Regions from separate parts of the Homo sapiens genome. Here region 1 is linked to region 2. Evidence: chromatin contacts called from ENCODE Hi-C data. All regions are on one chromosome and are shown on one strand. The core of a region is the stretch at or near the end of the contact, and the rest is flanking DNA. Distances in the headings are between cores, read along the strand shown. Region 1 holds the start of CLCN6 (chloride voltage-gated channel 6). Region 2 holds the start of VAMP3 (vesicle associated membrane protein 3).

Region 1 (3,149 bases), core at 358-2,857, 4.0 Mb before region 2:
GTAAGGTGTTAACAGTCATCTTTTAATGAATGGAGTTATAGGCTTTTCTCTACCTTCTTTATTACGTTTAAGAATTTAATGATAAAAAGTCACGCATGTTGTTTCACCCCAGCAGTGTTGGCTTTACTAAAAACACATACTCTAAGAATCCCATACATGAAAGGTGGAACTTAATCAAGAACATGTCAGAGAGAAGCTGCTTGAGCAAGAAAATATCTGAAAAGCAAGCTCTCCTAGAAGAGAAGCAAGGCCTCCTTAACAGTTTATAAGCACACACCTGTTAGGGGCACATACTGCCTGCCAGTGCCTTTCACTCTAAGTCTCTCTGTAAGCTGTAAAAGCAAACAGTTTAATGGCAAATACATACTCTATCCAGGTTAAGGTGCCACAGATTTATAAACGTGTAAAAACACCAGACCTTGTTTTGGGGTTAAGGTGAGAAAAGGGCTTGCTAAACAGTCTCTTTCCTAGAAGGAAGTTCTCTTACCCACTCACTCCCTGGGACAGAAGGTCAAAGAGCATCTCTGGTTGGAATCATAATGCTTCGGCCTGAAGTGACCAGGCCACTCACTACTTTAGTTGCCCAAGCAGTATCAAAGGAGCTCACCTCATAGTCTTTCCTTGGAAGAATCTCATCCTCCTCCTCCTGTGTTTCTCCAAGGATGGTCTAGAAAAACAGATCCGCAGAGGGAGCCTTTTTTAGTGGTTAGGAGTGGAAGGAGGCAGAAGTATTTACTGAAATCAGTGGCTAGCTTCTAAATCATCTGGAGCCATTATCAAATAGGAACCAGCCCTCAAAAAAAACCTTTCAGGGGTGAGGGACCATGTGGGTGAGGATCTACAGCCATCAGCTGAGCTCTTCATTTCCACTGATAGTCTCCAAATAACCACCCTCCTCTTCAGGACACCTCAAAGATGTCCAACGCCAGCTGAAAAGGGGGGTAAAAATGCAGGTTCCATTTGACAGTGTGACGTATCTGAAATCAGAAAGGACTTGTCAACTCTGGGAACACAACTCAAGTTTTCCCAGGATGCTTTGCAGGGGGAAGCTGGACTGTCAGTGACCCAGAAAGGGTGAGGGATAGAGTGAGAAAGGACTGGAGAAGCTAAAACAGCAGCATGATAAGCACAAAGTCCTGTGAGGAAGCTCATTCTGAAAACGCTTGTTTCATTCCAAACTCTTTTCAGATGGAAATAAAAGGAAACATGGGTGGGATTTACTGGAGCTGGCCTGGATTCTCCCTCAGATTCCAGGAGGGGTTATGAGAAAAGACCCCAGACTTAGGCACGTGAAGCAGGGTAGACGCTTCGAGAGCCCTGGCTGCGGTCCCCAGGCCCCACCCGCTGCCACCTGCGGGCCCAGATTGGCCCGGCCCCACCCCCGGCAACGCCTCTCTCAGTCCCTTAGCAACCGCCCCCTCCCCAGGCCGACTCCGCCGGCTTCTTACCAGCTCCTCGGGGGTGCGGGTCTCACGCTCACCGCAGCAGCAGCACCACCTGCAGCAGCAGCACAGAGACCCCCTGCACCCCGCCATCTTCCTCCTTTACTGCCACTCTGGACCCCTCTACCAACCCCCTCCCAGCCAGGATCTGCGCCTCACGTGACTGGCCCCGGGACGGTCACGTGGCCCTCTCGAGCTCTGGGACTGAGACCAGGAGTGGCTGCAGACGGGTGGGGCGAGGACTCGCGTCACATGACGATAAAGGCACGGCCTCCAACGAGACCTGTGGGCACGGCCATGTTGGGGGCGGGGCTTCCGGTCACCCGCGCCGGTGGTTTCCGCCCTGTAGGCCCGCCTCTCCAGCAACCTGACACCTGCGCCGCGCCCCTTCACTGCGTTCCCCGCCCCTGCAGCGGCCACAGTGGTGCGGCCGGCGGCCGAGCGTTCTGAGTCACCCGGGACTGGAGGGTGAGTGACGGCGAGGCCGGGGTCGCCGGGAGGGAGATCCTGGAGCCGGCAAACAACCTCCCGGGGGCAAGGACGTGCTTGTGGGCGGGGAGCGCTGGAGGCCGGCCTGCCTCTCTTCTTGGGGGGGGCTGCCGCCTCCCTTGCGCACCCTTCGCGGGATTAGTGTAACTCCCAATGGCTACCACTTCCAGCGACCGCCAACCCTCAAGCGAAGACTGACTTTGGCTCCCTGCCTGGACGGAGGGGCCCCTGAGCCAGGGGTGACGATCCCGCCCCTCTGACCGGCCCAGGCCCGTGTCCTCGCCCCCATCGGTGACTCAGTGACCTGGTGACTGGATTCTCGGCCACCTGGGCGCCGAGACGGCTTCCGGCTCCTGCCTTTTAAACCTGCCTCCCCGGCGATCACCTGGAGAAGAGCGCTGGGCCCGGGGCACTGCGGTCCCTGGCGCCCACTGCGTCCCGCTGCGCACGGGGGTCCGCCGGGACCTTTCTGGGAGTCGTAGGCTTAGTATCCCAGTGCTTGGCGCAGACTAGTTGTTCAGTAAGTGGCAGAGGCTTATTTTGAGAGAGTGGCAGCACCTGGCCCTTTGGCGCTCAGTGAATGTTGGCTATCACCGTGTGCCAAACTCTGGGGATACCCCAGGCAGGACACCGGTCCTGTCTCAGGGAACTGGGGAAAGAGAAAGGAGACAGGCCTTTTCACCCACAGTTACAACCCAGGGTGCTATGGGAGTCCAGCTGATAACGGATAAATCGTGGGAGTTGGCTTACAAATATGGCACATGCGTGGCATATACTAGGAATGCAATAAGTCTTTGAAAATCAGAGGGTTTACAGGTGGTTCAGCTTCCTCCTACTCTAGGTTCTGTTCCAGCAAGCAATTAACGAGGTGCGCCCTTAAACGCTGGAGGAAAGCCAACTGGCTGCTCTTGCTGTTACTCCTCCCCCCCGCCCCCGTTCCTCACTCCCCACAGCCATCCCCACTGAGAATCTGGAGTTTGAGGTCAGAATGAAAGAGAGCAGCCCTAGAGGGAGAAAGCTTTGGCCCAGGGTTCTTAGTCTGGAATCAACTCCTTGTCTTTGGATGTATCCCCGTGTAGTCTGTGCACCTGTGTGTGTATTTCAGGGGAAGGGAGCAGTGCATTTAATCAGATTGTCAAAAGAGTCTAAGACCCCAAATGGTTAGGTACACAGGGTTAGTGGTGGACAGTCTGAAAGAAATGAACCTCACCTGGGCTT
Region 2 (3,041 bases), core at 305-2,804:
TGGCGCGATCTCGGCTCACTGTAACCTCCGCTTCCTGGGTCCAAGCAATTCTCTTGCCTCAGTCTCCCAAGCAGCTGGGATTACAGGCATGTGCCACCACGCCCGGCTAATTTTGTATTTTTTAGTAGAGACGGGGTTTCACCATGTTGGTCAAGCTGGTCTCGAACTCCTGACCTCAAGTGATCCGTCCACCTCGGCCTCCCAAAGTGCTGGGATTACAGGCATGAGCCACCGCGCCCGGCCCAGGAAGGTACTCATCTTTTAAAATCTTCATCAAAGGCTTTATTTCTCCCCATGCAGATCTTTCTTAACCACTCTGACTCTGAAGTCATTATTGGCTCCATTACTTGGAAAGTATCACTTTGGTTTTTCAGGTATAAAGTCCCGCCTCCTCGAATAGATCACAGGTTCCTGGGTCTTCTTACTCTCTTCTCTGTATCCTAGATAGCACCTAGCATGTGCCTTGGTATACAACAGTCTGATGGGCTGTTTGAACAGTCACTTTACATCTGTCATGTGTCAATGACCAGGGCTACAACAGATCTCATCACCGTCCTCACGGAGTTTAGTATCTGGTAGATAAGTAAGGACCATGCCGTGGCGCTAGACTCTTTCCATGCTTTTCCTCCTTTAACCCTCATAACTCTCTGAGGGGAATATTACTCCTATTTTACAAATGAGTAAAGTGAGGTTTAGAGAGTCAACACAGCTGGCTGCAGGACAGCTTGTTTTTAGATCAGGTCCTGTGTACCTTGGCTCTAGATCTTAACCACTGTGATCTATTGGCACAGCAGCCTCAGCAGGAACATTCGAGGGGGGTCCCCAGCTCCTGGAAGAAACCCGGGGCTTCCTCCGACGGTGAGCAATGAGCAGAATGGAGGTGGAAGAGGGAGTCCTTGTGATTCTTAACCATTAGCATTCTCTGAGTCTTACCACTGGAAGCAGGGGTTTGCAACGTGCTTTCGCTTAAGAGAGCGAAGGCCCACGGTTAAGTGATCTTTCCAGTGCAGATGCCCCTAGCTAGGCAAGGAGCTCTTCGGCCCACAGGGGCTCAGGACAGGGCCGAGGTCCTTTCTTTCGCAACTTCTGGGGCCCAGCGCAGCACCGGGCCGAGAGCGGGCGCTCCCGAACCAGGGCTGTCGTCCCCATTCCTCTCAGGGACGTCGGGGACTAGAAAGGGAAGGGGCGAGGAGCGGGCTGCGGGCGGGCAGCTCACTTCCTCCGGGAAGCGTCTCGCCGCCCCGCCCTTGCCCCTTCCGCGTCCGCCCGATGGCCGCGGGACCCGCCCGGCCCGTCTGCAGCCCGCGACCCAAGGGCCACCGCCCACCCCCAGGCCTCGGGATCCCCGCGCAGCCCCGGCCTGCGTCCGAGTGGCGGCCGGCGGCAACTGGGCAGTATGGCGGTCCCAGCGCGAGCTGCCGCCTGCGGGGCCCGAAGCCGCCCGCGTCGCGTAGCGTCACTCACATTTTGGCAGCTGCGGCGGCGGCAGCGGCGACGAGAGAGGGTCAGCAGAGAAGCGAAGTTGGGACCGGAGGCCAGGGAGATGGGTGGGACGGCGCGGCGCGGGGCAAAGACGTCACTAGGCGGAGCCGGGGGAGTGGGCGGGGCGAAGAGGGGGCGCGCCGGAAGTGGGCGGGGGCGTCGTGGGTGGGTGCGTCCAGGGCGGGGTCAGAGCGAGACGTCCCCTCCCCGGACGAGGTCACTTGGGAACTTGAGGGCCACAGGGGTCCCAGGGCGGTCCGGGCTCTGAAACGCAGAACGCAGGTCAATACAGCTCCCTGTCCGCACCGCCGTCCGCGCTGGCGCTTGGGGACGTGGTCTGTAAACGTGGTGCATTAGCCACTGGCGAGGGACTGCGTGGATAAGTGAGGGTGGGGGCAATTCATGTTATTCTGGGCTCGGGACCATTTCTAACAGTATTAGAGACAGATGACTGGCTTCTGCTGAGTGTTCCAGAGTAACCTAGTGATCCTGAGGGCACCATGTTTCTCTAAAGTAGTTGAAATAGGAAGTCCATTTCGGGTATTTGTCACATGGTGTTGGGTGAGGTTCCCGCTCATGTTTTCATCGGTGACACAAATATTTGTCACTGCAGATCATATTATAATCTGCTTACGAGAGCCTTGGCATCAAGGCTGTAGTTCCTTTATTTCTGTATTTTCAGGCCCTAGCACAGAATAGGTCCTCAGGTTTTGGTCGAAGGGAGGGAAGCACAAATCTGAACGCAGTGAGTTACCTTGTATATATTTGTTACTGAAATATTCCTACCAACATAGTTACCTACACCAAAAAATAAAACACTAATAGGTCATTGGTGGGTCTCTTAGATGAGAAGTGAAAAATACAGTACTTAAATACTATGCTGTTTTTTCCAACTCTAAATAGAATACTTTGAAAAGGGAAACGTTAGTATATATCGAATAAACGAGTGTCACAAAGGCGGTGGGATTTGAGCTGGGTACTAGTGGAAAAGAACTTTCCAAGTAAGGGTTGGGCAAACACCATGAACAAAGACAGCAGTGAAAATGGACGCAGTGTGCACAGACCACCTAGAGGGTGCAGGTTGGGTACAAGTGAAAAGAAGACTGAATAAAGAGGATAAACAAACAAGAAAAATGTCATTTAATTGTAGTGGGCCCTGGAAACCATTGACTTACGGACGTGGGAGATCCATGATGCAAAATTTCTCTGGCAGTAGTGGCCAGATGGATTAGATGGAAGAGGGAGCACTAGGGAGATAAGGAGAGGCTCTGCAGTGAACGGGAAGGGAGCGGCGATGACACAATACTCAGAAAGGACGACGTTCGTAATCTGCTGGAAAATGCCTTTTAGAAGACTTTAGAGGATTGTAACTGAAAAGGTGAATTAAATTAATGTCTTTATCTTTCAAATAATTGCACTGCCTTACACAAATGATTGACATGTTGAGAGGTGCCTGGAAAGATAGGGGAAAAGCTCTCTGAATGGTGGCTGGAAGACATTTTTTCTTTCATGGACCTAGCTGAAACAATGTAACATTCAATGTCAAAACATTACATCTG

What was found. A loop is a pair of places that touch in the nucleus more often than their neighbours do. Pooled maps may share reads with other maps.
Region 1: a pooled map shows a loop between it and region 2 (7-fold over the local background). The contact joins the promoter of CLCN6 here to the promoter of VAMP3 in region 2. A Hi-C loop is called at or near these places in 2 of 168 maps with a recorded cell type or tissue (ascending aorta and naive thymus-derived CD4-positive, alpha-beta T cell) and 12 of 50 pooled maps.

The regions. Positions count from the first base shown.
Region 1 is chr1:11,804,649-11,807,797 of GRCh38, reverse strand. It overlaps CLCN6 (chloride voltage-gated channel 6), which reads right to left and starts at 1,607. Exons shown (of 23, transcript NM_001286.5): 1 at 1,449-1,607; 2 at 608-667. The coding sequence starts at 1,535. MTHFR (methylenetetrahydrofolate reductase) reads left to right here and starts at 1,834. Exons shown (of 12, transcript NM_005957.5): 1 at 1,834-1,910. RefSeq lists enhancers at 1,060-1,129, 1,580-1,659, 1,670-1,779, 977-1,962 and silencers at 1,310-1,359, 2,030-2,079, 2,100-2,149.
Region 2 is chr1:7,769,809-7,772,849 of GRCh38, reverse strand. It overlaps VAMP3 (vesicle associated membrane protein 3), which reads right to left and starts at 1,554. Exons shown (of 5, transcript NM_004781.4): 1 at 1,465-1,554. The coding sequence starts at 1,466. RefSeq lists silencers at 1,191-1,420, 1,385-1,627 and enhancers at 1,861-1,910, 1,654-2,350.